Linked DNA regions of Homo sapiens: region 2 is linked to region 1. Evidence: chromatin loops called from intact Hi-C (ENCODE). Cell type or tissue: OCI-LY7. All regions are shown on one strand. Each heading gives the region's core, and the rest is flanking DNA. Links, peaks and the distances in the headings are about the cores only.

Region 1 (16,083 bases), core at 3,674-11,673:
TTGTAACCTCCTCTGAGGTCACCTTAGTTGCTTAAATGTGGTCTAATTTCAAGCAGTTGTGTGGTATCTAATCACAGCACGCGGTAAGCTTGCCCTCTAGTGGCTGCCATTCATATTGCACTGCAGGAATTTGGTTCTACCTTCATTTACTTGGGGGCAGGGGTAATTTAAGTCAGAAATAAATCCATCCATATAAAAAAGTAGATATCTCTCTATTTCACAAAATATCCTTCATGTGATTTTTTTCTTAGTAACTATTTTTGATGAATTTAAATGAATAACATTTTAATAAAAATAAGCAGTTGTAAGTAATGCATTGTGTGTGTGTTTAGTGAAAGGCTAAACATTATATTTCTCATTATATAAATAGAAGAGAAAACAATTTGGAAGGAAAAGATAGAATTGCCCACGCTACATTGAAACTTTAGCATAGATGGATCATGATATATATTAAAGAATTTCTTTTGATTCCCAGGATGTCTGAATTCTCATATTGTCATCTTACCTCCCTATTAAGAATCCTTAAGTGGATCCTAATGGCAATAAGTTAATGTATAAATCCTTAACACAGTGTAAATAAAACTTTCACAATTTGTCTCTCAAAATCTTTTTGACTTTTGCTGCTCCTTCATTTTGAATCCTGAGATTCTAGCCAAATTGAACTGCGCTAACCTAGAGAAGTCATATCTTTTCATAACTACATGCTTTCACATAGGCTGTTCCTTCTGCTTGAAATGCCTTTTTTTCCTTTTTCTTTCTTTTCTCTTTAGGAGACTTGTCCAAATAGATAATAATTTTTTCTTGGCTTAATATCATCTTTCTGTAAAACTTTCCAGATTATTTCTTTTTCCTACTTGTACCTTGAACTTCATACTACATCATCTCTGGACTGTGAGTTTTGGACAATCTTCTTAAAGTGTGTTAGTTTGCCTGTGATCAAAAAAATACCCAGTAAAGATATCTTTATGAATAAAAGATGGGTTTAATATATAAAGAAGATGTATTGCATTTCCAAGCATGAATTGGTGGACAAACACTGAGCTTAATTCAATATATGGTTTTCCTTGTAAGACATTTTGGTGGTGTCTGCTATTTTCACAGCCCAGCATCCACTCTCCATCATTTTAGTATTGACTATTGATCCTATCAGTCTAGTAACGACCCCCAGATTCTCTTTCTCTGCTTCTGTGTGTGCCCGTGTGCTTCCGGTGCTATTTATTTCACTCAATTCTGCTGTCATTACTGACACACCGTTTAGATCTGGCTAATCAGAGCATCATATTCTTCTGGCATTGGCAATTAACTCTAGGATGAACAACATGAAGACCCTTGCTCATTTTCCTTGGAAAGAGGCTCACACTTTTCCACCCACCTATTAATCTTGAAAATTGTGAGGAATGGGACTGCTACTTGCTACCCTATTAAACCAGTATTAGGATAATGGATCAGACAGGCAGACAAATTAGGGTTTTAGTGGTGTTGAGAATACAAAGTAATGACTCATTACAGAATATTTTGGAATGTGATCCAATTAAGACTGGGTTTTTTAAATTTTTTATGGAGTGCAGAGTCACATGTATCCCTCAGACTTTACTGTTTACTGTTTATTGTCACTCACGTAGGCTCAAGCTGGGAGCCACCAATAGATGGCTCTCTAGAGATGGCACAAATCATGACCAATTTGAACCTCAGATGTACTAATTTTGACACATTACATTTTGCACTGGTGTTTCAAAATTCTACAGTGGATAAAACTTCAAATACAAACAGTACTAGATTTCCTAAGTTTCAGGTTAATATACTCTATTATTTGTCTTTCCTCTATCACCTTCCCACCTCTCTATTGGTGTTCTCTGCACATCTTAAGCACATTATTTGTATTTGAAATTTTGTCTCAGTCTTCTTCTGAGGGAAACTAAACTAGACTTAATGTCTGTGTGTGTGCATGTGTGTGTGGGTATGTGTGTTGTATATTGGGATTTGTATACTACGATTCTTTTATAATAGAAGTTGCTATGTAGACATCTTTACCTTTCTACCTTTATGCTCCAGTACTTACAGATCACCCTACATAGCCTTCAATGGAGAGGTCAGGGAAGTTCCAGTGTCCTGAAAAGAGGCAATTTTGTATGCAAGATAGATTGAATGTGAGGAGACTAGAAGCAAGAAAGAATATCTGGTGACCACTCCAATAATCCAGGAGAGAGAAAATGAATGTATCTTCCCTAGAGTCTGTGAAGCTTTTTTCTTATGGGTCCCTATCTCAACTAGTTCCCTTCAAGTTTTCAAAGATCAGGTCTGGAAACAGAGAAATTGAACATGCTTCACAATTTTACCTAAGTTAGATTTATTATTTTATAATATTAGAAATAATATTCCAACACAAATAGTGCACAAAAATAGATTCCTTAACAGATTTCTGCCTCTTTGAATTGCTTTGCTATTGTTGTTTTCAAGTCCATGAAGTGAAAGTTTGTCCTATGGATACATAATTGTAAAGAACTTTGCAAATCATGTATATGAAAAAGATTTCATATGCAGAATAAAGAATTCCTACAATTCAACAACAAAAAGACAAACAACCCTATTAAAATGGGCAAAGGATTTGAATAGATATTTCTGCAAAGAAGAGTACAAATAGTCAAGAAGCACATGGACAGATATTTAACATCACTTGTCTTTTTGCACATTTCTGTGAGCTCTGTTTCAAGTCAAATCAAGATAGCCTTGCAAGTAGGGTCTTCAGGGACTTGCAAGTGGGGTCTCCCAGGGAACCAGAAAACTGGATAAATAGTGACAACTGGGAGTGAGGCTTTAAAGGGGCCCCAATCTCATTCTGTGTCCATCCGGCAACTTCAAGACTCCTTATTTCCACTGTGATTGTAGGCTGTTTTATTTTAAGATTACTACAGACCTAAACAGAATAGGATGGGAGTAGAATAAGTCAAAATACCCAATACTTGCTCTTATTAATGAATTAAGCCATTTTTCTTCAATAACTCTCCCTGGATTAGTGTAAATCTTTGGTTCATTTCCAGATTTCTCGAAAAGAAATGACACTGATGATGCTTGTGAGTTTTCTCACTGCTTTAATGAAAAAGAGTTTTCAGGGGTTCTTATGCTACCATTTTTGATGATGATCTTCTCCAATTGTTAACTCTTTCACAACCATAGTAAAATTTCAAAACCAGGACAATGGCATCGGTACAATATGTGTGTATAGTTCATGTCATTTTACCACATGTGCAGAGTTGTGCAACTACTACTTAATTCAAGATAAAGGATTATTACATCACTACAAAGAGTTGTCTTGTGTCACCTCTTTTTATTATCACATCTACCCCGCTAGCCTTCACCATTCCTAAATCCTAGTGTATTAAGGTTCTCTAGCAGGACAGAACTAATAGGATAGATGTATATGTAAAGGGGAGTTTTTTAAGGCATATTGACTCACATGATCACAAGGTGAGATCCCACAGTAGGCCATCTACAAGCTGAAGAGCGAGGAAGCCAGTCCGAGTCCCAAAGCTGAAGAACTTGGAGTCCGATATTCAAGGGCAGGAAGCATCTAGCACAGGGGAAACATGTAGGCAGGAACACTAAACAAGTCTAGTCTTCTCACGTTCTTCTGCCTGCTTTTATTCTGGCCACACTGGCAGCTGATTTGATGGTTCCCACCCAGATTGGCGGGTGAGGGCTCTGCCTTTCCCAGTCCACTGACTCAAATGTTAATCTCCTTTGGCAACACCCTCACAGACACACCCAGGAAAATACGTTGCATCCTTCAATCCAATCAAGTTGACAATATTTACCATCACGCCCAATAAGCATGAATTTGTTCTAAAATCAGTCACCTGTTAAAGAGTTCCCTGTCTCCCAGGAATGGTGCCACCTTAGTATTCCTGCTATACTTGGTTCTTGACAGGGAGAAGCCATAAGGCCTCTGCACAAAAGCAGTAATAGATTTTATAGCACAGCAATTGGGAAGCTGGACATACATGCTCCTGGGAGCCAGAGATCTGACAGGCTCATTCTCAGGGCTGCCAAAATCAGTAAGAACATGAATAATATCTGTCTCTATCATTGTTTTATCCCCTGCATTGGCACACAGATGTGCCAATACTGTACTAGATACCAAACACCATTAAAAGTGCTTTTCATATAGTGTCTCACTTAATTCTTGTTATAACCCTGTGAAATAATTAACATTAATATCTTTACTTTGCAGATGAAGAAATAAAGATATAGAAAGGCTAAGTAATTTGTCCAAGATCATACAGATCATAAATGACAGTCATATTGGCTTCAGAATGTGTAGTATTAATATATATAATCCTATAGTTGGCACACAATTTCTGTTCCAGAAATGAATGACTGAATGAATGAAGAGGAAATAACCATTTCCTAATCATATTCACGTTTGAAAGAGCATTTCCAAACCACTCTGAACTCCTCATGAGCATAGAAAAATTATGACTAAAATAATGAGATAGGCCTAGAGGGACCCTACTCCTAAATTTTTATTAGCTAAGAACCTGTCCAAACTCCACCTCAGATGACTTGAGGGAGAGGTTCTTCTTCACACTTAAACTAAAATTAACAAAAAGACTCTTCTCATCTGAGTTAATTATGCAAAATAAATTTTGACCCCACCCTAGGAATTTCTATTTGTGGAAGTAGGAGTCAGCAAAACATTTTTATTCTTATTTGTACACTCTAACAGGTACAGGTGCAATTAAATAAAAATATTTTGTCAGGAAAGCATGAAATATTTATGTTTATTTAAAGATTAATATAAAATTCTAAAGCCTAAGACCTTGGTTATATGCTGATAAGTTCCTGAAAGTACTGCTTGAAGAGACATATCTTTGCCCATTGTCCTTCTGCAACTATGGCAAGTTAAGTTTGAAGACATTCAGGCAAATGTCTTCAAGAAGCTCCTCATCTCTTTTGGAATATTTTTGCCCCAACCCAGCACATGTGCATATGAAGACATGCAGTTCGTCTATACAACCATGTGGATTAGTCATAATTAAGATCCTCCCAGGCCAAAGCAAAAACATGAAAACCATTACTTTGCACCGACACACTGTTTATTCTTGGAATACTAGCAGCAGGGACCTATGAAGCAGTGTTTGGGGTTACATTATTTGGGTTGTCAATAGAGCTTGTTTTTCCTAAATTTTACTTATACCATTAGCCTGCTTCGGAGGGTGTTAGACAAAAATTTCTGAAACTCATTGTTTTTAGTTGAAAATGTAGTTGATGATGCTGTTCATATCATGGAGTGTTTTCCGCATCAGCTACCAAAGAAAAGCATATATCTAAAGTCCAGAAATAAATCTGAACTGGGCTTTGCATAAACAAACAGGTTTTCATTTTTTTTGTTTTTTTTTTTGTAATAGATTATCTGATTCATGTGTCTGAATTTATCTCTTATTGTTGGTTGTTAGGAAACTCAGACATAAACTTTTATGAACTTCTAATAAAATTAGATGAAGTCATAGCCTGCATTCTGCATATTAATTTAACTTTTAGATTGCTGTTTTTCCAATATTTTCTTTTATTCCACTTCTTCTCGGCTTTGGAAAATATTGCTATGTGTATTTACTCCTTCCTGTAAAAGATAAGATTTTTTTAATTAAGAAATTGAATTTGAATCCACTACTGTTGGAATTGTGTAGGCCATTTTGTGTCATTTTTAAAAAGCTCATCTACATGACTAAAAAGAAAACAAAAACAAGACTATATCTCCAGTGTATCCAGTTGAAAACAATACTTAGTCTGTATCATCTTACCAAGCATCAGGGAAGATTCAGGTTTCATGAAGCCTCAGTAGTCTTAAATTTGGGGAAATTTTTGAATAAAAAGAATACAAAAGTATAAATAGAAAATTAGAAAGTGAATGACGAAATAAAAGAAATTATATATTTGTCAATGGCCATAAAACCCACAAACATCATTCACAAAATCCAGAAAGATAACATGAGGTATGTGTCTTTAGTAACTGCCTATCACAATTCTATAATTATTTTTCTTACATTTAGACTACATATTCCTTGAGTCTTTATTTGAATGCATTTTAATAATATTTTCTACAGAAAAAAATTGAAAAACAAATCATTGCTTCATCTAAAATGGTTGATGAACTATTTTACATTATAATTTTTAAATTTTTGTTTTGCTTCATAACTTATTAGTATTGCCATATACATTTTTCAGATTACTGTCAAATATGGAAAGTCTTCTTTCAATTTCCTTTCTTATACAAGGTATATGATGTCATTGCATGTCACATTTTTTCGTGTAGGAGCTACTCTCTAATCCTCTTTGAATGAATGTCACATTCACCAATCTGTTAGCATAACCATATCTTACCAAAATAAACAAATAAATAAATATATATATATATATATATATATATATATATATATATATATATAGCGAGCATTTTTTCTGTTCTTAGAAGGTCCAGGGGAAACGAGTAACTCTGGGCTTTGGGTTTATTTGCTTCACTGCAAATCTGCTCTCCAAGCCTGAGAAGACAAACCACACTATTGGTTAATTATGTAAAACATTCAACAATCAGTACAACATGAAAAGTAGTTCATAATCACGACCAGAACTGAGAACTAATAGAGCACATACTTTGCTGGAAAGAGAAAAGGATTATCACTTAGTGAGATTTCTCACTTAGTAAGTACCTACTCAGGCAAATGTGTGCCCAGTAATTTTATAAAAATGAATCAATCTATTTATCTATTCAATAGAGACTTTAAAACACCAACTTTCCAGGGTACTAGAAATCTAATGGTTAACAAGACAGACTTGATGCCTTAAATTCTAATGGAGGAGACAGATAATAAGCCACCAAACATATAACTGCAAATTGTAACGAATGCCCTGATGGGAACCAATGGGATGCTATGAAAAGGAAAACTGAGAGGTGGGAGACCAAATTTAGATAGAGAAAACTGTAAAGGTTATTTAAGCTGATACCTGCAAGATGCACCAGAACAAGACACATGAAAAATGAGAAAAGCAGTTAGGAGTCCTGAGACTTGCAGTATTTGACCCATGTGGGGGAACTGTGCTGGGGCGGGTGTGTAGGTGGGTGGTATGGCGGGAGGAGGGAAGCACAGGCAGCTCCCAGATAACTGCAGGCCTTGGAGGACAGGGCCAGAAGTGCTCTAAGTGCAGTGGGAAGCAATTGAAGGGTTGGACCCGAGGCTGACATGACACAGCTTTCATTCAGTCTACTGCATGCACCATGAAGCTAATGAAAACAAGAGAAGGAAGCAGAGGGCAGCTTGGACCTATCCTAATAATACAGGCAAGAGGTGATGGTGGTTTGGGCCAGATGATTAAGTGCCGATATGGAGTGGAGTGGCATAGAATAAAACACGAATTCCTAATGGGTTGAACGGGAAGCAAAGTAAGGGAGAAAGAGGATTCTAATTTGATTCCTGCATGCTGCACACTTTTATCGATGTGGAGATCAACTGGAAGTGGGGAATAGATTTTGTTTAATCCTTACAGCAACTCTGTGAGGTGAGTGTTTTTGTACTCATTATATGTATATGAAATCAGAGAATGAGAGAGCTTTTAACTTCCCGCGGGTCTCTCAATTCAGAAGTGGAAGAATCTAAATCAATAGTTTCTTGGATTTATTGCTTTAAGAAATGCATATTTTGGGCTGGGCGCGGTGGCTCACTCCTGTAATCCCAGCAATTTGGGAGGCCGAGGCTGGCGGATCAAGAGGTCAGGAGATCCAGACCATCCTGGCTAACACGGTGAAACCCCGTCTCTACTAAAAAAAAAATACAAAAAAAATTAGCCGGGCGTGCTGGCGGGCGCCTGTAGTCCCAGCTACTCCGGAGGCTGAGGCAGAAGATGACGTGAACCTGGGAGGCGGAGCCTGCAGTGAGCCGAGATCGCCCCACTGCACCCCAGCCTGGGCGACAGAGCGAGACTCCGTCTCAAAAGAAAAGAAAAAGATGCATATTTTGAATACTCATCTTTCTTCCTTTAAGTTTGTGGATATTTGGCATAGGTGATCTCTAAATATACTTGAATCAAGCCTGCCAATTTGGAACTATTTTGTTAAAACCGCCTTTACTTCAGAATTTCCACTAGGGGGAGCTACCACTATGTGGTTTATTTACTGTGTACAATTTTTTTTTTTAATTATGGTAAGGTTAGTATTTACTGGTCACCCACAAACTTAATCTTAATAAAGTTCACTTTGTTATCTTTTAGAAAATAGTAATGCATATTTTGTAAAAGAGCCTGAAGTCTTAACCAAGAACTTTAGGAGTAAGAAAATATAGGAAGATAAAGAAACTCATAATTTGCATAATGGCAACAAAGCATCTAAATTAAACTGTGATGGAAAAAGAATCTAAAAATAAAGCAAGACATGTTGTATGAAATTTGAAAGATGTCATTGTTATTAAGATTTATAAAATTATTTTGGTTTGTCTTATTTGTTGTGCATTCTTATTCTTATTTTAAATGAATATTTAATACATATTTAAGAACAATTAAAGATTACCTTATAAACATGGTCCGTGAATCTCTGTTTCTTATAAAGGAATACATTATGGGAGACAAATATTTTCACCCATGGGGAGTTTTAGGAGCACGTGGAGTCTTACGGGATAAGTATATTCATTTAATAAATAACACAAAATAAGCATAATCATAATGTCAACAACAACAGTAATAATAGCAACCAACTGGGCACCACTTGCTGTGCTAATCACTCAACATCTAGAATCGTATGTAATCATTCCAATTATATTCGAAGTGTTGGTTTCAGATACAATGATGGGGCTGACCTGGGTGTCCCTTCCCTTTGTCATATGCTGACTCATGAAATGCATTAGGACAGAAGCAGCATTGCAGCAGTTTTCCATTCATGCCATGGAAAGGTATGAATGATAAAGGCATCCCTCAAAGTGGAGTCCCTGAGGTATCAGTAAGTGAGTGCCCTTCCAGTGAAACATGTTTCTAATTTGGGGTTGCCTTTCCCCGGGGATCTTACACACAAGGTGTTGTGAGTTATTAAAGGTCCTCAGATTTCATGTGTTGCCTCCTGACATCAGATAAAGTGGCAAATGACACTTCTTGAATCAGCATTGTCCCATCATAACAGATGGCCGTTAGCTCAATCTACAGGGAATCAGCTTATTGTCTTCCATATGAAAATAAGCAGGTCAGCATTCTAAATCCTGAAATGACAAAGGGAAAAATAGTTCACAGGACTCTGAAAACAGCATGTGAAATAATCAAAGGTTAGGGGGAACTTTCTTAACCACAAAATATTTGTATTCAGTATACCTTAACATTTGTTTCATTTAGAGCACATGAAATAAATAGTTGTATTTTGATATAAAGGCCTGGGGTTTGTCAATATTTAGTTCAGGGGTCTGAATTCTGGCTGCACAGCAAAATCATGTTGGAAAAATGTTTAAATTTCAGATGCTCAGGCATCCAGTTAAGTCAGAATTATTTTAGTTGAAACCCAGGCATTCATCATTTTTTAAGTTTCCCCCGTGATTCTAATGTGTGGTGTTTCTAATGTATGACCAATTGTATAATAATTGCACAGTAATTTTATAATCCATTTCCCAAACTTTCATGTGATATGAATTGCCTTGGGATCTTGTTAAAATACAAGTTAAGATTCAGTAGGTCTGGGGCAAAGCCTGAGTGTCTGCATCTCTAACACTCTCCCAGAAGATGGCGATATGGATGCTGACACACCACTCAGTAATTGGCAATGCGGGTGGGCTTTGGTCTCCATACAAGATAGACACAAAGCTCCTCAAATGCAGGGGTTCTTTCTGTTCATTTGCTGATCGTTATTGTTACTGGATGGTACAGAAGCTCTTGGAATGTTAAAACAAACAGGGCTTAGCTCCAAACTATCTTTTTAGAGTCGTTAGCTTTGCACCAGAACCTTCTAAAGACTCTCTGCTTAATGTGTTTTCTTTATTGAACTCTGGGCCAACAGACATTCAGATTTTTGCAGGAAGGAGTTTATAAACTTAACAAAGTGTTATAAATCAATGGAAGCACAAGATTTTGCCTTTACATTACCTGCCCAATTATTGTGTCACTAGTTATTGTCAGTACAATTAGGTTCATGGATATTTGACATGCTTTTCTACCAAGTCAGAAACTGTGGGGCAGGAGAAAGCCGAATTGATAGAGTGACTAATATATTCTGTTAGACTAGACTATCTGCACCACCAGAGCAGAGCCCGGTCTGTCCTGAACATTATTGTATGTTCCTAGCACAATATTTAATACACAATTAATAAATATGCTATGAGCTTTGAATCCTGTATTTAACTTCGTCCTTCGAATAATGATGACTAACATGTATTGAATGCTTACCATGTGCCAAGCAGTGGTCTAAGTACCTTACATCTGTTTATTGATTCATTTACTATTTACAACAACCCAGTAAAGCAGATGACAATATCCATTTTAGAGATACAGGAAGTGAAGCACAGAGAGGTCGAGTGATTTATCCAAGGTCACACAGTCATTAAGCAATAGAAACAGACATTAAATCCAGGCACTCTGGTTCCAGAGTCTGTGATCTTCACCAGTATCCTGTTAATGTTCATAACAAAAATATATGATAAGTACTGTTATAATGTCACTCATTTACAGGTGAGGAAACAAAGGCACAGAGACTCTAAGCAACTTACCCAAAGTCACATAGTTAATAATCGGTGAAACCAGGATTTAAACCCAGGAAGATTCAAATCCAGATTATAAATCCAGAGCCTTTGTTCTTAACCACTAATTTATAGTTTCTCAACTAGCCTATTAGTTAGAAACCACTTACTAGGTGTGAAAAGAGCCCTGAAAAAATGTAAGTGCCATAATCAAATATCAAACTGGAATTAATGGCAGAGGATGAGTTGAAACTCACATTTATTTTCTTTAAATTCTAAGTTCCTCTTCTCTTGGCTTTTGAAACCAATGGAGAACTTTGTCAAATAATAGAAAATGCTTACCTCCAAAGAGCCTCATGAGAATCTTCTGTCAATTTAATTTCTCTTCTACATTCTTCTCCAGATATACTATGCGTTGTTCACACTGTAGAGGGTAGACTAATGTCAAAAAATTAATCAAATGATTCTGAAAGGCACATAATAACACTCCTTCCTCTGGAAAATCAGAATGTCTGCTAGACCAGGAGGCTAAGTGAGGAAGCAGGGTAGAGTGGAGAGGCATAAGAGAAGGGTGGCTGGCGACGCTGACTTCACCTGTGACAGGCCAGTGAATTTAGAGGTGGAATCATCAGCCTGCTTTTAATTACTTGCTTTTAAGATAAAGAAGTGGAAGTTTATGATGGAGGTATCAATTGTCACTGACATTTGACAGACTGGTTGTTCAGAAAAACACAGATAGAGTCCATGTCAGCTGGCAGTAACAGTGGGATTTTCCTTGTTGTTGTTGTTTTAAGTTCTAAAAACCAACATATAGGACAAATTATAAATCTGGACTCTTAAATTGTCAGCTTTCTGTGAGTGGGTAGGAAAGGGATTCCTTCCTTTGTTTTTCTGACCTTCCCAGAAGAGCTTTCCATTTTAGCTTCAATGATAATGAACACAAACTGGGGTTAATAAATAGGTATACTTCCGGTGGCCTCTACACTCCTTCCAATTTCAGATCCATTTCACTGGCCATTATGTGTCTGGAGCAATAGGGAAAGAAAACACCTAAGCAAACCATTTTCTTCTTTTGATCTGTACCATGCCTGAGAAAGCAGCAAGATAGGAAAGGAAGTGAGAGGAATATTACTTTGCCACCTGAATACACGAAATTAGTCAACACTGGCATTTTTAAATTGAAGAAATTAAATGGTGCCATGGATCTAATATGCCATACCTATTTGCCTGCAAATGTCCCTCTGGGAAGCTACAATAGGTGGATAAAGTACAATATCCAGATTTCAAATTTATTACAACTTAGCACAATCTTTGGTTTTCTGGTAGATTTCAGTCGTTTAATAATAAAGTTTCTGGATAATGGATTTCAGTGTGACTTTACTCTATTTAATATTACATTCATTCAACAACTATGGAGTGCCTACTGTCAAGCAATGGCCTAGGCCTTAGGAATATGGAGGTAAACCATACATATCAGGTCTCCTTTTATAGATTTTACTTTCTTCACATTTTATCTCTTAATATAAATTGGCATCAATAGAGATTTATCTGTGTGGGATTTATAATGACAGGCAAAAAAAAAGTAGCAGGAAACAGATAAACCTTGAAATCAGCAGACTTGGATTTATGTCCTGGGAACACCAGACATTTGCTCTGTTTTATTAAGCAACTAACTTCATTTTTTCAACTGAGCATACTCAGTAATAAAAATGGGATAATAATACTCATGGTGAACTTTGGTGATTGTGAATATAAGTAATTTGACACCAAACCTAAAACATATTTGGCACTAAATAATCATTCTAATAATAATAATAATCCTTAATATATATATAGCACTGCCTATTTTGCCAAAAATTTTCATATACATTATTACCTTTGATTCTAAGTATATATGTACATATATACATATATAGAATATATATATTCTATATGTGTGTATATGTACATATACACATATATCCTATATGTGTGTATATGTACATATACACACATATATTCTATATGTGTGTATATGTACATATACACACATATATTCTATATGTGTGTATATGTACATATACACACATATATTCTATATGTGTATATATATTCTATATGTGTATATATATTCTATATGTGTATATATATTCTATATGTGTATATATATGTATACATATGTATAATGCCAGTATATATATATGTGTGTGTATATATGTATAATGCCAGTATTTTATTGAGGATTTTTGCATCGATGTTCATCAGGGATATTGGTCTAAAATTCTCTTTTTTTGTTGTATCTCTGCCAGGCTTTGGTGTCAGGATGATGCTGGCCTCATAAAATGAGTTAGGGAGGATTCCCTCTTTTCCTATTGATTGGAAGAAATGGTATCAGCTCCTGTTTGTACCTCTGGTAGAATTCAGCTGCGAATCCATCTGGTCCTGGACTTTTTTTAGTTGGTAGGCTATTAATTATTGCCCCAATTTCAGAGCCTGTTATTGGTCTATTCAGGGATTCAACTTCTTCCTGGTTTAGTCTTGGGAGGGCGTATGTGTCCAGGAATGTATCCATTTCTTCTAGATTTTCTAGTTTATTTGCTTAGAGGTGTTTATAGTGTTCTCTGATGGTAGTTTGTATTTCCGTGGGATCAGTGGTGATATCCCCTTTATCATTTTTTATCGCATCTATTTGATTCTTCTCTCTTTTCTTCTTTATTAGTCTTGCTAGTGGTCTATCAATTTTGTTGATCTTTTCAAAAAACCAGCTCCTGGATTCATTGATTTTTTGAAGGGATTTTGTGTCTCTATCTCCTTCAGTTCTGCTCTGATCTTAATTATTTCCTGCCTTCTGCTAGCTTTTGAATGTGTTTGCTCTTGCTTCTCTAGTTCTTTTAATTGTGATGTTAGGGTGTCAATTTTGGATCTTTCCTGCTTTCTCTTGTGTACATTTAGTGCTATAAATTTCCCTCTACCAACTGCTTTAAATGTGTCCCAGAGATTCTGATATGTTGTGTCTTTGTTTTCATTGGTTTCAAAGAACATCTTTATTTCTGCCTTCAATTCATTATTTACCCAGTAGTCATTCAGGAGCAGGTTGTTCAGTTTCCAGGTAGTTGAGCTGTTTTGAGTGAGTTTCTTAATCCTGAGTTCTAATTTGATTGCACTATGGGCTGAGACACAGTTTGTTACAATTTCTGTTCTTTTACATTTGGTGAGGAGTGCTTTACTTCCAACAATGTGGACAATTTTGGAATAAGTGCAATGTGGTGCTGAGAAGAATGCATATTCTGTTGATTTGGAGTGAAGAGTTCTGTAGATGTCTATTAGGTCCACTTGGTGCAGAGCTGAGTCAAGTCCTGGAAATCCTTGTTAACTATCTGTCTCGTTGATCTGTCTAATGTTGACAGTGGGATGTTAAAGTCTACCATTATTATTGTGTGGGAGGCTGAGTCTCTTTGTAGGTCTCTAAGGACTTGCTTTATGAATCTGGGTGCTCCTGTATTGGGTGCATATATATTTAGGATAGTTAGCTCTTCTTATTGAATTGATCCCTTTACCATTATGTAATGGCCTTCTTTGTCTCTTTTGATCTTTTTGGTTTAAAGCCTGTTTTATCAGAGACTAGGATTGCAACCCTTGCTTTTTTTTGTTTTCCATTTGCTTGGTAGGTCTTCCTCCATCCCTTTATTTTGAGCCTATGTGTGTCTCTGCACATGAGATGGATCTCCTGAATACAGCACACTGATGGGTCTTGACCCTTTATCCAATTTGCCAGTCTGTGTCTTTTAATTGGGTTATTTAGCCCATTTACATTTAAGGTTAATATTGTTATGTGTGAATTAGATCCTGTCATTATGATGTTAGCTAGTTATTTTGTTTGTTAGTTGATGCAGTTTCTTCCTAGCCTCGATGGTCTTTACATTTTGGCATGTTTTTGCAGTGGCTGGTACCGGTTGTTCCTTTCCATGTTTAGTGCTTCCTTCAGGATCTCTTGTAAGGCAGGCCTGGTGGTGACAAAATCTCTCAGCATTTGCTTGTCTATAAAGGATTTTATTTCTCCTTCACTTATGAAGCTTAGTTTGACTGGATATGAAATTCTGGGTTGAAATTTCTTTTCTTTAAGAATGTTGAATATTGGCCCCTACTCTCTTCTGGCTTGTAGAGTTTCTGCTGAGAGATCTGCTGTTAGTCTGATGGGCTTCCCTTTGTGGGTAACTCGACCTTTCTCTCTGGCTGCCTTTAACATTTTTTCCTTCATTTCAACCTTGGTGAATCTGACAATTATGTGTCTTGGGGTTGCTCTTCTTGAGGAGTATCTTTGTGGCGTTCTCTATTTTTCCTGAATTTGAATGTTGACCTGCCTTGCTAGGTTGGGGAAGTTCTCCCGGGTAATATCCTGCAGAGTGTTTTCCAACTTGGTTCCATTCTTCCTGTCACTTTCAGGTACACCAATCAAACATGGATTTGGTCTTTTCACATGGTCCCATATTTCTTGGAGGCTTTGTTCATTTCTTTTTATTCTTTTTTCTCTAAACTTCTCTTCTCACTTCATTTCATTCATTTGATCTTCAATCACTGATAGCCTTTCTTCCACTTGATCCAATCAGTTACTGACACTTGTGCATGCATCACATAGTTCTCGTGACATGGTTTTCAGCTCCATCAGGTCATTTAAGGTCTTCTCTATGCTGTTTATTCTAGTTAGCCATTCATCTAATCTTTTTTCAAGGTTTTTAGCTTCTTTGTAATGAGTTCCAACATCCTATTTTAGCTCAGAGAAGTTTGTTATTACCAATCTTCTGAAGCCCACTTCTGTCAACTCATCAAAGTCATTCTCTATCCAGCTGTGCTCAGTTGCTGGTGAGGAGGTGCGATCCTTTGGAGGAGAAGAGGTGCTCTGATTTTTAGAATTTTCAGCTTTTCCGCTCTGGTTTCTCCCCATCTTTGTGGTTTTTATCTACCTTTCGTATTTGATGATGGTGACCTACAGATGAGGTTTTGGTGTGGGTGTCCTTTTTGTTGATGTTGATGCAATTCCTTTCTGTTTGTTAGTTTTCCTTCTAACAGTTAGGACCCTCAGCTGCAGGTCTGTTGGAGTTTGCTGAAGGTCCACTCCAGACCCAGTTTGCCTGGGTATCTGGCTGCAGAACAGCAAATATTGCACAACAGCAAAGGTTGCTGCCTGATCCTTCCTCTGGAAGCTTCATCTCAGAGGGGCACCTGGCTGTATGAGTTGTCAGTTGGCCCCTACTGGGAGGTGTCTCCCAGTTAGGCTACTCATGGGTCAGGGACCCACGAGGAGGCAGTCTGTCCGTTCTCAGATCTCAAACTCCGTGCTGGGAGAACCACTCCTCTCTTCAAAGCTCAGTTGGAAATGCAGAAATCACCCATCTTCTGCGTCACTCATGTT
Region 2 (16,083 bases), core at 3,854-11,853, 370 kb after region 1:
TCTACTCACGCAAAGCAATAATTATTTTTCACAATAAACCTTTGCACAGACTCCGTCTGAATCTTAACTTCTGAATCTTAACTCCTCCTCCTTCTTCCTCCTCTTCTTTCTCTTTCTTCTTCTTTTTCCTCCTCCTCCTCCATCTCTTATTCTTTCTTCTTCCTCCTCCTTCTCCTCCTCCTCTGTTTTGTCTCCCATCTTCCCTCTATTTCTTCTTTTTCTCTCTCCTTCGTGCTGCATTATATAGAGGTGGAAAGCCCATAGACTTTCAATACATTCAGAACTTAATTTGAATAAAGGTTTCAACATTTTCTAGCTATCTACCCTTTAGCAAGTTTAATTAACATATATGAAATAAGGTTGTCCTAACTGTAAAATGAGATAAAGCTATCTACTTTGTAAGGATGTTGAAAGCATTAAAAGCAATTTATATAAAGCACCAAATTTGTCACAAAGGAAGTTTATATAGTAATTTCCTAATGCTCTTCTTTTGCAGTTTTGCAATTTGGTTTTACCACCATCTTTGTTGCGGCTTTTCCTCTAGCCCCTCTTTTGGCTTTGTTAAACAATATCATTGAAATCAGGCTGGATGCATACAAATTTGTCACTCAATGGCGGAGGCCTTTGCCAGCCCGAGCAACTGACATAGGTAAGATTCGGAAGTTAAATGATTTTTACGTTGCTAACACCAATAGGTTGCTATGGTTTGAGTGTGCCCCCAGATTCATATGTTGAAACTTAATTGCCAGTGTCATAGTATTAAGAGGCCTTTAAGAAGTGATTAAGCTGGCCGGGCGTGGTGGCTCACTCCTGTAATCCCAGCATTTTGGGAGGCTGAGGTGGGCAGTTCACCTGAGGTCAGGAATTCGAGACCAGCCTGACCAACATGGAGAAACCCTGTCTCTACTAAAAATACAAAATTAGCCGGGCATGGTGGTGGGTGCCTGTAATCCCAGCTACTCGGGAGGCTGAGACAGGAGAATCGTTTGAACACGGGAGGCAGAGGTTGCAGCCTGGGCAACCAGAGTGAAACTCCCTCTCAAAAAAAAAAAGAAGTGATTAAGCCATGATCCCTCATGAATGGGATTAGGACTCTTACAAAAAATAGCTTGAGGGAGTGACTTCATTCTCTTCCACTTCCCCGTGGTGTGAGGACACAGCATTCATCCCCTTTTCGCTTTCCTACCTTCTGCTATGTGAGGACACAGCGTTTGTCCCCTCCAGAGGATACAGCAGCAAGGTGCCATTTTGGAAGCTGGAAGCAAGGCCATCTCCAGATATTGAACCTGCTGGTGCATTTATCTAGGACTTCCTAGCCTCCAAAACAGCAAGGAACTTCTGTTCGCTATAAATTACCCAGTCTCAGGTATTTTATTATAGCAGCATAAAGGCACTAAGACAACATAAGCTGGTCCTACTTAGCACCATGTGGTTTTCTATTGTGAGGACACCCTTCCAACCGTAACAAAACTTAACATTTTTAGTTATGAAAATAATAAAAGGAACATTAATTTAGTTGAGATTAAGTTTACATCCAATATGCTATTTCATAAACTTGGTCATAACTAAAACGGATTTCATATATACCTTTCCATGTTAATAGACACAGCTCTGCCTCATTCTGTATGATTCCTGCACAAATTTCTATGATATGTATATGACATTTTTTAAAAATACTACTTTAGCCAGAGATGTTTAGATTGCTTCAGTACTTTGCTATTATAAACAATACTGAAGTGATCATATTCACATATAGTTTGCCAGATTATTTCCTCAGGATACATTTCTAGACTGGAGCACCTGTTCAAAGAGTATGCACATCTAAATTTTTGATATGTAATTTGGCAGCATGTTCTCCAGAAATGTTGTGCCAATTTACACTGTCATCATAAGTACATTTCTCTATTTCTGCAACAACTCCAAATATAAAAAGGATTTTTGGATTGTTGTTCTATCCTTGAGAATCTGAAGAGGAAAAAATTTGTTGTTCTATTTACTAGCATTTTTCTAACCGTGAGATTAAGTATATTTGTATTCCTTCTTTGCTAATTGTGTTTATGTTCTTTGGTCATTTGGTGGCCATTGAATCTGATTTGGTAATCTGGCCCTATATTTATTGGGAATACTAATCACACACACACACACACACACACACACACACACATACCATATATACATACTATAACTGTGTGTATAAATATATGTGTGTGTACATATATATATAAACAGAGATGCTGGTTTTCAATTTATTCACTTTATTTTGGATAAGGTTTTAAATTTTATATATAATCCAATTGACATATATCTCTCATAGTTATTATTTTTGACATTCTTAAAAAGGTACTTTAGAACTAATGATTTTTCACCTGTTGTATTTATTGTTGTTTCATTATTTAGATATGTCTGTTCTGTTTTGTGTATTTGCTTGTTGTTTGCTGTCATTTTATTATTTCATTTAAATTGTTGATGCATTTAATTGTTGTTCATTTAAATTGTTGATTTATCTGGAATATGTTGTTGATAAAATTGAGGTCCAGGATTTTTTTCCCCAATGCTTAATCAATTTTTCCAAAACCATTTATTAAATAATTCAATTTTTGAACTTATTTTGTTTCTATTATTTTATACTACATTCTCTATAAATTTAATTATATTTATATAATCCACTTTTCCCATTGAGCTACTTATTACATATACTGCTTTAATAAACTATAGTTTTTAAATAAAAACTCCAACTATATTGGAAAGCAGCTCCACATGTCTTTTTTTGGGAGGGGAGATTTTCTGGCTAATACTGCAAGGTTATCCTTTTAATTAATTTTACCCATTTATATATTATACTGTCATCAAAGTTTATTTAAAATATACTTATCTGTAAAGACTGAATACAATGCAATTTGAGTTCCCATATTTTAAGCAACTAAAATTATTGCTGTCCTTTAAATTTGGTGATGTTATTGATTTCATTATTTAAACAATATAGACACAGAAGGGGAACAACACACACTGGGGCCTTTTTGGGGGGCAGAGGGAGGGAGAGCATCAGGAAAAATAGCTAATGCATGCTGGGTTTAATACTTAGATAATGGGTTGATAGATGCAGCAAATCACCATGGCACACGTTTACCTCTATAACAAAACTGCACATCCTGCACATATACCCCAGAACCTAAAATTAAATAAAAATAATATAAGCACATTAAAGAAAATCTAGAAAATAAATTTTAAAAAACTTCCATTTCAGCTTTAGTGAGCATTTACTATACCTTCCCATAGATAGGTAAGTGTTTTCTAAACTACTGGATTTTACTTTGCTCAAGCCAGACAACACGAAAGTGTATAAAGAAAACAGTTAGTAATCTTTCACCTTTATATTTCTCTTCTACCTCAGGGAATCAGTGCTATCAATTTGGCATTTATCCTTTGCCATTGTTTTTCTTGCTCATAGAAATATACAAAAAATATATTTGTACACATATGTAGAATTCTGCATTGTTTTTTCTTCATGAACATTCTCCAGCTCAAAACATATTCATCTAATTTATTTTAATAGAATAGTAATATTCATAATACTGATACACCATAAATTTTATAACCATTTACTTATTTCCCACTATAAGCAGGAATAAACATACAGTCATAGCTATAAATATAAATATGTACATAGTTATTACATATGTAGTACATATCATATATATGTGTTTGCATAGTGTATCTGTAGTATAGATCCCAATAAGTAGGATTAAAATGTTTGCATATTTTAATTTAAGATGTATCAGATTAATTACCAAAAATGTTGTAACAAGTCACACTTCCAGTCACACTGTAAAGGAGTTTCTGTTTCCACAATCCCTAAATAGCATTAGATTTTGTAAGACTTTCAAATCTTTGTCAATCTATTGGATTTTTTTAAATCTTATTTTTGAGTGCCATTTCTCTGAATACTAGTGATTTAAACTTCTTTTTATCAGTTACTTTAATTCAGAAAGCAAATTGCTCATTTTATTGTCTATTTTTCTCTAGGTTTATCTTATTAACATCTTAGGATCTTTTTGTATACTAGGCATGTTAACCCTTTGTCGGTTTTTGTAAACCAAATAGTTTCTCCCAAAATATTTTCTTTTGCCTAAATATTGTGACTTTTGTACAAATAAATGTTTAATTTTAATGTACTCAAATATGATTTTTATCGGTTTCTTGTCTTATGATCTCCTCATCAAGTAAACTTTAACATGTTTTTAAATTATTATTTTTAATTACAAATCAATGTAGTACTTCATAAAAATTTTGAAATGCCAAGTGTGGGAGGAAAGAAAGTTGGCATGCTACATAATCACCTTTAGTGCTGTAGAGCATTTTTTCCAGGATATTTTTTTCTCATACATATTTTTAAAACTAAGTTTAATCCCACTGAAAACATTAGTTTTGACTATAATGAATAGTATACTAGTTCTATATACTATACATCTTCAAAAGTTTTTTGTGTGTATGTATTTTCATGATGCCAGATTGACCTCCTAGGAAGTAAAAAATGTCTACTAGAACTTTTCAGTTCTTACCACCAGACTAGTTTTGCTTTTTTTGTATTTTTACTTTAAAAAGACATTTGACAAAGATAAAGACAAACCCCAGAGTGAATGCAGATATTTCACAGTGTGCATAACCATGAAGAACTTGAAGATTCTTATGTACTATTTTTATTGCCTCAGCAAGTTCTGTAAATTAGACTTTGAAATATCTTGTGCACCTGTGCACCTGTGCCATGTCTCATTGTTGCAGACATGAACCTAGTCCTAATGGCATTTCAATTTTTGAATCTTTCTAGACGAGATATATCTTCTCTTTGTGGAAAAAGTGTATTCGATAGCTATAATGTCTGTATTGAGATAGTATAATAAGAAAGCACATAGTGGACAGAGCTGTGGTTCCAACATAAGTAAAACATTATTTCCAAAATAAGATTAATTACAGGGTTTTCATATTCTTCATTTTTGTTCACCATGATTAATCTTTCTCTTACCAGGTATCTGGCTTGGAATTCTCGAAGGAATCGGTATATTGGCTGTGATCACCAATGCATTTGTAATTGCTATTACTTCTGATTACATCCCACGTTTTGTTTATGAATACAAATATGGCCCCTGTGCAAATCATGTAGAACCAAGTGAAAAGTAAGGTTTAAATTTAAACATTTTCCTGATATGTTTTACATTTGTAATTAAAATAGGATCTTACTGGGAAGTTTTGTTCTGTGACCATTAAGGGTGGTGTTTCTAAGCATTGCATTTATAATGTGTTTATTAGGTGAAATCAAGCAAGGTAAAAAGGACAACAGTGTTATTATAGCAAATAATCTTAGAGTCCGTCTACTGTTTTTACTTGGAAATGCATCACAAGTATCAAAATATTAAAAATATATTTAGAAGTTACATTCTGTAAATAGAAGTTATCTTAGAATAACTTCTTACCATCTAGATGGTAAGAAGAATGCAATCTTCTTACCGTATAGATGGGGAAATTGCAACCTATACTGGCTAATCAAACTGCTGAATGGAGCAGTGCTAGTTTGTGGGAAGAAGCAGAACTTGAAGGAACTGTCAGCTCTGTGACTGGAGATTTTCAAAAGGAATTTACAACTAGGGGTTTTAAGGACGCAAAAAATCCTGTCTCCCATGTATTTTCTTTTAAAATTTAAGTCCACTCTTTGCAACATAGTTTCTCAGCCTCTGCACTATTGACGTTTTAGATCAGGTAATTCTGTCTTTTCATGGAGGGCAGAGGGCTGTCTTGTACATTGCAGGATGTTTAGCAGCACCCTTGGTCACCACCCGGTAGATACCAATAGTAACCTCACTATTCCCCAAGTTGTGGCAACCATAATTATCTCTGGGCATTGCCAGATGTCCTCTGGGGGACAAAATGACCCAGTTTAGAACCACTGCTTTAGGTGATACAGGTTTTCTCAGCTCTTTCCTTACTTAAATAAGGTATTGGGGGAAAAATGTAAGAGGGCATTGGATTTGAGGAACGGAGAGGAGTTGGAGGCACATGAAACAGAGCTGTAGCTGGAGATCAGCCTTAGGTGTGGAAGAAGCGACAGGAGAAGCTGCTTCTCCTGCTTCCTTCAGGAGTAGCTTTGGGTGTGCAGCTGATCCGGATGCAGGGCATGTGCCACAACAGGATGAGCCCTGGAATAGGAGGAAATGCACTGTTAACTCTGCTGAGGAACTGACGTTTTCTCAGATCAATGAAATACCTTTCTGGATATAAATGTCTCAGTTGTTTCAGATAGGTGATAAAGGGATGGATATTTCCTTTATGTATTGCATATCGTGGGGTCTTGTCAAAGGATTTTAACTTGAAGCCGGACATTTTAGGTTCGAGTTGTAACTTTGCCTTTTTTTAAAATTTTATAATAAATTGTCTACTTTATTTTAGAGATAATTGAAAATACAGAAGAATAAAAGGCCATAAAAACCCTAGCAAAAACAAAACGAGACTATAATTCCATTCCAGAAATACATATTACTAATATTTTGAACCCATCTTTTCAGATGTATTCTATTCATGTACACATTTTAAAGGTATATAACAGTAGAATCTGACTTTTTTGATAATCTGTTCTTAATTATTTCTGCCCTTAACAATATAGAATGAGTAAATATTAAACTTCTGTAGTTTTAAACTTAGACATGCTTATCCTGTATTCTGCTTTTTAGTAAAAGGCATGTCATTAATCTGGACCTAGTTGGTTCATAATAAGAAATGTTCGGCCGGGCGCGGTGGCTCACGCCTGTAATCCCAGCACTTTGGGAGGCCTAGGTGGGCAGATCGCAAGGTCAGGAATTCCAGACCAGGCTGGCCAACATGGTGAAACCCCCTCACTACTAAAAATACAAAAATTAGCTGGGCGTGGTGGCGGGCGCCTGTAATCCCAGCTACTCGGGTGGCTGAGGTAGGAGAATCGTTTGAACCCGAGAGGCGGAGGTTGCAGTGAGCCAAGACCGCGCCATTGCACTCCAGCCTGGACGACAGGGCAAAATTTCGTCTCAAAAAAAAAATATATATTCATAGCCCTTATGATTAAGAAGTGGTGTCTGAAATAAGATCTTATGAACTCTAAAGCACAATTTAAGTGTAAGAGGGATTTCGTATTAGTAGTTTTAAAAACCCTGTTTTTTCTTAGTTCAAAATAATCTAGAAGCAGATGTTAAGGATTTAAAATATACAGGCTTGTTAGGGAGCCCTCTTCCATAGCATTATTTGCCAGTGTCTTCACTGCCACCTAGTGGCAGGTGAAAATGAGATTGACTGGGTATCTAGCACTCTGCGTTTATGTAGATAGCGCCTGCCTTTCGTGTAGATAGCGCCCGACATCTCCATATTCATCGGTTAGGAATATAGACTAATTTCAAGCAAAGATGTGGAGGGCTTATGTTACAGTGACACCACACATTCAGAGGAGCACCCTGTTTATTTTCCATGTATGCTTAGCAGCTAAATTGGCATAGATTCATTCAGATTGGAAATTTTCGGAGCAAGGTGGCGGAAGAAGATGACAGTGGGAGGGGAGGATATTGGCAAAAGAGTAGGTGAAATGATAAATTATTTGTTCTAGTATGGACAACGAATGGAGTGAAGCCAGCATAGCTCTGTAATTAAGAATTCAAGGTTTAGAATCAGATAGATGCGTGTTTGAATCTAGGTTCCGAGGGCAGTCCTTCTTAACATGTGGTCTGCAGATCTCCTTCAGGGGTCCATGAAGTCGATGCGATTTTTATACTGAAATTAAGATATCATTTGCCCTTTTCATATATTGACATTTTCCCTAGTGATCCAAAAATATTGGTGAATAAAGTTTCTGGTAGTTTTGCATAACTAAAGGCAGTGGCACCAAACAGTATTGCTAGTGATTGTATTCCTCACCATAATTTGGCCAACATAAAAAATTTCAGTAAGAAGTTCAGTGTGTCCTCAGTGAAGCAGCAATAATTATTGATTTAATAAAATCTCCACTATTGAATAGATGCCTTTTAAATATTCTATGTGACAAAATAGGAAGTGTGCATAAACCACTTTCTGCTGAATGCCAAAGCGTAATGGTCGTCTCAAAGAAAAAAAATACTCATGTGATCGTTGGAGTTACAAACTGAGCAAACTTTTTTCCAACATGAAATAATGATTGCCAGACAAACTATGATTATTCAGACTTGGATACTTAGCAGTCTTTTACAGAATGCTCACTACTAGCTTGTCATTTTAAAGAAAATAATTGCTATATTTATTGCCATTGAAAAAGTTCAAGCACTGAAGTGAAAGTTAAGAATTTTGGATAACTTTTGTTTACCACTTTGAGCCTAAAAGCTTCCCAATTTTTTTTCTGATAAAAATAAATGGTGATATTAACAATTGTGAGTTTTTTCATGATCTATAGTAAAAAATATGTCAATATTTGGAAGAGCTGCATGGTTCCAGGAACTAATTTTCCAAATAACCCATATTTGATGTTATAAAATCATGAATGAATAAAAGATGAATTTAAAATGCAAGTTAGACTTAGGGATTTTAATGTAACAGAATGAAAACGTCATTGATATGGTTTAAAATTCCGCATTGCAACTAAACCTTAGAAAGTATCACATGTAGAGCTTTGACGGAATGTCAATGAAAAATATCCACAATTGTTTCAAATACTATTAAAATAGTCAATACATGAGACCAGATTTTCTACTTATTCTTCAACCAAAACAACATATTGCAACAGATTTTATATAGAACCAGATATGAGAACCTAGCCGTCTTCTGTTAAAACAGGCATTAAAGGGATTTGCAAACATTTAAAGTAATGTCATTCTCACTATGTTTTTCTTTTGGAAAATATAGGTATTTTTCTTTAAGAAACGGGTCATTTATATTAATTTACCTTAATATAAATTATTTTTGTTTTTAAATGAAGTAATAGACGTTTTCTAAATTTCTCAGCTTTAATTTCAAATATCTTAAAATATCAATAGATACACCTCTGTGAAAAAAAGAAAAAAGCTTCTTCAGATCCTCAATAATTTTTCTAAATGCAAAGGGGTTCTGAGGGCAAACGTTTTTGGAATTATAGGCCTACAGGAAGTTACTTAGTCCCTTTAAACTTCAATTCTTTAGTCATTATGATGGAGATAAAATATATATGTTTTAAGGTTGTTGTAAAAATTAATTTTAACAATTCTTTGAACTCACCTGGATCTCTAAAGCATTGGTCATAATAACTCATTCTTGCCCCTCCCCTTTCCTTTGATGTCCTCTTTTCCATCCTTAACCATCTTACAAACCAGTTGCCCAATCACCGTAACCACTTCCTTGGATACGCAGGTCCTTTCCCCCATTCACTTTGTTACGGAATTGCAGAATCACATCGTTGGTTCTCCAGACTCTTTGTCTACTCTGCACTGCACTCATGCAGCTGCATGCAAATGAAGGAAAATGAACAACCACACTGACTAGTTTCACTTTAAATTTGTATCACATACTTTGTGTGGACCTGACAAACGTATTTTATTTTTCTAGTCCATTTGCCCGTCTACTTTTTTAGAGAAGTTTGTCATAGCTTCTCCTTGCTCCTCAAGCCTTCTGAACCTCCTTTTTTATTCTCACTCTGACCTGATCTTGCTTCCTACTTAAGAAAAATTGAATCAATTAGAAAAGATCTTCCACAGACGTCTATTATCACATCTTCCTACCTACAGTATGTGTCCCATGTAGCCTGCCTCCTCCAAGTTCCTAGAAATAGAACCATCTGTGCTCCCATACTGAAGGCAAAATTCCTCCACTTGTGCCCTGGATCTCTTCTTCTTTCCCTATCTGAAACCATCATTCTAGTAATTCACCCCTTTTTCTCATACATTATGTATTTTGCCTCTATTTACATTTTCACATTAACATTGAAACATGCTTTTATTGTTCTAGTCAATAGATAAAGTCCTCCCTTGTCCTGGCTGCCTTCCAGTTACATCTTTATGTCTTTGCTCCCATTTATAACAGAAACTACATCCAAAGAGTTTTCTGTTCCTATGTTCTCCAATTCCCCTTCTCTTCTTCCCTTTTAAACTCTCTTCGATAATGTGTATGCCCCATGGCTCCGTTGAGATGTCATGATGACTTTCACATTGTCAAACCCACTGGTCAACTCCAGTTCTCACATCATTTGGCTTCTCAGCAGCATTTGATAATTGAGCATTCCCTTCTTAATGTACTTTATTCACTTGACTTTCAGAAAGACACATAATTTCTGTTTTCCTGCTACCCCACCAGCCACACCTGCCAAGTCATGTCTGCTAGTTCTCCTCATCTCTCAGCTTTAGTTTTGGAGTTCCCCAAGGGCTCAATCTATGGACTTATTATCTTCTGTATTTCTATTTATTTCCTTGACCATCTAATTCAGTTTCATGGATCGATCTACGCTCATACCTGAATTCTAGCCTTGAATATTCCACTGTCTGCTTGGCATCTCCTCTTACCTGTCTAATAAACATCTAAAACTTGCCATGCCCAAATTTAAAGTCCGAATTTCATCCAATCCTGCTTAACCTTCAGTCTTGCCCATATCAATTAACAGCAATTTCATATTTATAGTGGCTCAGGCCATGATCCTTGGCAATCAGCCTTGAATACTTTTTTTTTCCACGCCCCACACAACCCACTGGAAAACATGTTGACCCTGCTTTCTAAACATCCCCTTTTCATACCACTTCCACTGCCACCACCTAGCTCAAGACACTATCATCTCTCACCTGGATCCTTGAATAATCTTACTTAAAACTTAAGTTCATTCATGTAATTCATGTGCTCAAAACTCAGTAGTGTCTTCTTATTTCACTCTAAGAGCCAAAATCCTCCTTAAATTCATACAAAGGGAGCTTCTTCTCTGAGCTCGTTTTCCGGCACTATTTCCCTCCCTCCCTTTGTTTCCACCACCACCGCCCTCTCACAGTCCCCAGTACGTGCCAAGGTCTCTGCTTTTTCTGCTTGAAACTGTCCATCCCCAGATACCCTCACGGCTGCCTCTTTCAACTCCTAATCTTTCCTCGTGTTATCTTCCTAAAAAAGTCTACCCTAAGGACTCTACGTGAAATTTTAAACCCCTAATTCCAATTTCCCTTAGCCTAATCTATTATGTTGTGAGGTGGTCAAAACTTTACATTACTTTCTTTAAGAACATCCAATTTCTCCAGCACCATTTCTTGAAAAGACAATTATTTCACCAAGGATTGCAGTGCCATTTGTGTCATAAATCAGGTGAATGTGTATTTGTGGATCAGTTTTTGAACTATCTCCTCTTCATTGGTCTATTGCCTTTCCTTGTATGAAGATCACAGTGTCTTAATTACTGTAACTTTACAGTAAGTCAATATTATGTGCTGTAATCTTCTGTACATTTTCTTCTTCAACATCGACGTTGCTAATATAGATTCTTTACATTTACATATAAACTTTAGATTCAATTTATCAGTTACCATTTTTTAAAAATTTGAGAGAATTGACATTTTAACAACCAATCTTGAAACATGCTGACTCCATTTATTTAAGCGTTCGTTGAATTCTCTGAGACATGTGGTTTGGTTGTTTGTTTTTAGATCCCAGTGTAGAGGTCCTATATGGCATTTTTAGATTTATGCCCAGATATTTGGTATTTGTAATGTCACTATAAATAGTATTTATTTAAATTTTATTTTCTTTTGTTTGCTGCTAGTATATAGAAATATTTTTCTATATTGACCTTGTATCTATCTAGTGACCTTGATAAATTCACTCATTAATTCAAATGGTTTTTAGATTATTTTATATTTCCTATGTATATAACTATACCATATGTGAATAAAGTCATATTTATATATTGTTTCTTTATGTTAATTCCAGTTATGTCTTTTTCTTCTACTTGTGTAGGCAATGTTGAATAGAAATAGTTACAAGGGAAACGTTTGTCTTCTCCCTGGCTTCAGGAGAAAGTGTTCAACATATGAAGCATTTCACTGTTAAATATGATATTAGCTATATGTATTTATGTAGATATTCTTCATCACATTAAGATCCTACCAGATTTTTGGTTTGTTGAATAGAGTTTATTATGTCTCCAGTTGAATTTTATAAAACATTTGTTTATTTATTAATATGATCATATGATTTTCTTTTTGTTCTGTTAATGTAGTGAGTTCCACTGAGCGATTTTATATGATAGAAAAAACCTTGTATTGCGAGAATTAGCTCCACTTGGTCATGAGATTCATTTGTGGTCTATAGAAAATTTAAACTTATCTTTCTGCCCCCACTGCCTCAAAAGTTTGAGAGGCTGTGTGTTAGTGGCAGGCCCCCTCCTTCTTGCAGGAGGATTTGTAGAAGGCCTTTTTCTCTTAAGTGCTGTGACACTCTAGAAGATTTCATTCTGCCTTTTGAAAATCAAATCACTCCCACCCCCAGCTTTCCAGGCTGCCCAAGAACTTAGCAAATATCTCATGAGAAAACATCCAGGCATTTGGGGCTTCTGTACCTTCCCATCTGTCACATCAGCCCCATGCAATTGGTAAAATTCATTGGTTTCTATTGCCCTTGGTAGAGACACTCTGACTTGCTGAGCCTAATTCTTAGTATTCACCCAGATTTGACAAATGAATGCCTCCAGGAAAGGGAAAGAATAGGTGATTGCCAATTTCCCTAGGAAGGACTTTTCTCTCTCTGGAACATTCATGTAGTTCTTGTTTCCATACATCTTCAATGTCTTTAAAAACTTGATTTTTGTTACCGTAGGAATGCTGACTTAACAATATCCCATCTGGAAGAATTACTTCATTTTTATTTTCATAGCACTTACTGCATTTTAACATTCTATACAATCTACTTATTAATTATGTTTATTGTGTGCATCTCTCTCCCCTCTCCCACCCTGCTAGAATGTAAGCTACACAGGGATAGGGGTTTTTGCCTGTTTTGTTCACTGTTAAGTATCAAGCATCGATAATTTTTCCAGCAAATCATAGGTCTTGAATAAATATATATGTTTAATAAGTTAAGTAAAAAATAAGCAATGTTTATTAACTACTTAATTATAATTGAATAATATTATGTGCATGCATATTTATAAAACATATTTTATAGAGTTTTAATGCATAGAAAGTAATTAGCAAAATATCTAGTGTGTAGTAACTACTTAATAAACATAAACCAGATGAAAAGGCAAGATAGGAATTATTGGGAGAAAACGGCAGGGCAGGAATCTGTCTCATTAAGGTACAATTATGAGAGTTAGGGAATGGAATAAAAGAGCTTGGTTGCTAAAAGTTTATCATTAGAATGGAAAGAATAATACATTTGTAAAATCCTGGCATTTGTAATAAAATAATTAGGCTAGAAACGTATGAATCTTTGAATCACATGATATTTTTCTTTTCTCCCAGTTGCTTGAAGGGATATGTCAACAATAGCCTATCCTTCTTTGACCTGAGTGAGCTTGGTATGGGAAAATCTGGTTATTGCAGGTACTTATAATAGTTATCTTTCCTGCTTGCTTTCACCATTCCAAGTACTCCCCCCTGCATGTTAATGAGGACATTTAAACTGTTATTTTGGCATTTTGGCAAATCAAGAAAATTTGGGCCTCCACTCTTTGATCTCTATTTGTCATTCTCTTTGTTTTTGTGGATTTCAGGTACAGAGACTACAGAGGCCCGCCCTGGAGTTCCAAACCCTATGAGTTTACTTTACAATACTGGCATATCCTTGCTGCTAGATTGGCCTTCATTATTGTGTTTGAGGTTAGTCACAAGCTGAGATGAAAATTACTATAGATAAATGCTTTTCTAAATGATTTATCAGTTGCCTCTTTGAAATCAGTTCCTCAGACTTCCATAAAAACACTTAAGTAGGTCCCGTAAAAGGCTTTAATACAATGAAAGCATTATTACAAGTACAGAAAAGCAAGAGCTGAATAATGTAAGAGTGTACATTAATTTAAATACCAGGAAATCAGCGTTAATAAAAAAGCTACTGCACAGTTGAGCTGAAAACTTTTGAGCCTCCTACTTTTGAGCCTTTTAGTAACCAAGTTTAAAAAGGAAAGGATGATTTTCATCATCCAATAAAAGAATCCATATCGATTCATTGGGATGGAAAAAACTGATTTTCTGAACAATCAATTCCAATTACAGTTGATCACTTATATATTTGTGTAAGCAACACTGGATGGTTCAATAAATTGTGCTTGAGAACATTTTATTTAAAAATTCAGAGACTTTGATTATCAGATCCATACAATAATATCTGATTGTAATCCTGTGAAGAAATTTGGCAGAAGCTATTGTATTATTGCCTTGTTTAGCATACAATTATTTCAATACAGTGAATAATTTAGCACTGGGATATATTGAGTATCTACTCTCTGAGGTACCACTAAGGTCAATAAAAAGACTTTAAATGAATCTGTTTTATATGGCCACACCAATTAATTCAGAGAAAAGGTAGCTATGACTAAGACTTTTGGAACAAATATTTTTAAAGGTAATACACCTCTCAACTGATCTCCAAAAAGTACTTCAAATTTTTTAGTGAAGTATCCTTCATCTTTAAAATGAAATGCTTACCCCTAAGGGTATCATCGAGGACTGAAATTCTGTTATTTAACGACTTTGCACCTATATACATGTCTCCTGATGAAGTGAGAGTGTCTAATATAAGAGTTAAGGCATATTTCCAACCCGGTGATTAAAAAAACTTCTGTTGTGTTTTTATTTACACTTCTCCCCCCATCTTATTTTGGAGCTCAAATGAACAAAGTTAATAGAGTGCATGGATTCAAAGCAAACTGTCATCATTGATCCATGTAATTTCCTCACTATTTTTTTCTTCTTCTTTCACCACTGCTAATTCCATTACCCACCCATTCCAAAAACATCCACTCCCTTTTCATCCGTATAAATTCTTCCACATATTTACTTGCACATGTGTTTGTTTACAAAAAAAATACATAGTATTAATTTGAGTGTTCTTTTTCAAAATTACTTCAATGGTATTGTTTCATGAAACTTATTTTGTGCCTTCCCCATTTTACTGTTTTTAGATATATAGAGAGCTAGCCATGAGATTGATCCACGTTTAGAACATTTTTTCTGTCTTCCGTATGATATTTCATCAAATGTATTAATCCTTTGTCAGGTGGATAGTTTGGAAATATTTTCCCCATTCTATCAGTTGTCTATTCACTCTGTAGATGTTTTTTATTTGCCATGCAGGAACTTTTTAGCTCGATATGATCCCATTTGTCTATTTTTGATTTTATTGCCCATGCTTTTGAGTTCTTACCCCAAAAAAATCTCTGCCCAGGTCTATGTCCTAAAGCATTTCCCCAGTGTTTTTCTTCTAGTGGTTTCATAGTTTCAGGACTTACACTTGTCTTTAATCCATTTGGTAAGAGATAGGGGTCTAGTTTCATTCTCGTGCACATAGATATCCAATTTTCCCTCCACCATTTATTGAAGAGACTATCTTTTATTGTATTAAATATTTTCCCCTTAGAGCACCATTTAGAATGAGTTGAATAAACTTTTTAATTATAAAATACTTCTGCATTAAGTTCTAATAGTCAGTGTTATTAAAATTATACTAACTTGGCCAGGTGTGGTGGCTCACGCCTGTAATCCCAGAACTTTGGGAGGCCCAGGCAGGTGGATCACCTGAGGTCAGGAGTTCAAGAGCAAAGAGCAACATGGAGAAACCCCGTCTCTACTAAAAATACAAAATAGCCGGGTGCAGTGGCGCATGCCTGTAATCCCAGCTACTCAGGAGGTTGAGGCAGGATAATCACTTGAACCCAGGAGGCGGAGGTTGTGGTGAGCTGAGATCACACCATTGCACTGTAGCCTGGGCAACAAGAGTGAAACTCCGTCCAAAAAAAAAGCTATACTGAATTATTTTTTGCTCAGGGACTTGAAGCATATCCCTACTAATTTAATTATAGCAAATGTTTTGAATTTTATTCCTATACCCTTGAGGCACATTCCTGGATATTTCTGTGAATATCAAACATTTTATCAAGAAAGAAACTTC

The links. Peaks named below come from ENCODE experiments on the same cell type or tissue, not always from the same donor. Only the 100,000 strongest peaks of a DNase experiment are listed, where the experiment ranks them.
Region 2: it touches region 1 in a loop (5-fold over the local background); 40 of 110 quality-filtered maps call a loop at or near these places.

Annotation. Positions count from the first base shown.
Region 1 is chr11:26,276,924-26,293,006 of GRCh38, forward strand. ANO3-AS1 (ANO3 antisense RNA 1) reads right to left here and starts at 11,084. Exons shown (of 3, transcript NR_132968.1): 1 at 11,037-11,084; 2 at 10,405-10,626; 3 at 8,662-9,233. It also overlaps a transcript of ANO3 not described here. RefSeq lists an enhancer at 7,839-7,898. In OCI-LY7, for the core only: CTCF peaks have their summits at 8,134 (motif pointing right), 8,345, 9,741 (motif pointing right) and 9,943; DNase peaks (open chromatin) are centred at 7,898, 8,128 and 9,748; H3K4me3 peaks cover 995 bases.
Region 2 is chr11:26,642,686-26,658,768 of GRCh38, forward strand. It overlaps ANO3 (anoctamin 3), which reads left to right. Exons shown (of 27, transcript NM_031418.4): 23 at 497-649; 24 at 5,024-5,171; 25 at 13,440-13,520; 26 at 13,691-13,796. Among named protein-coding and RNA genes, the nearest start is that of SLC5A12, 71 kb to the right of the region's middle. In OCI-LY7, for the core only: CTCF peaks have their summits at 7,298 (motif pointing left) and 7,503; a DNase peak (open chromatin) is centred at 7,286.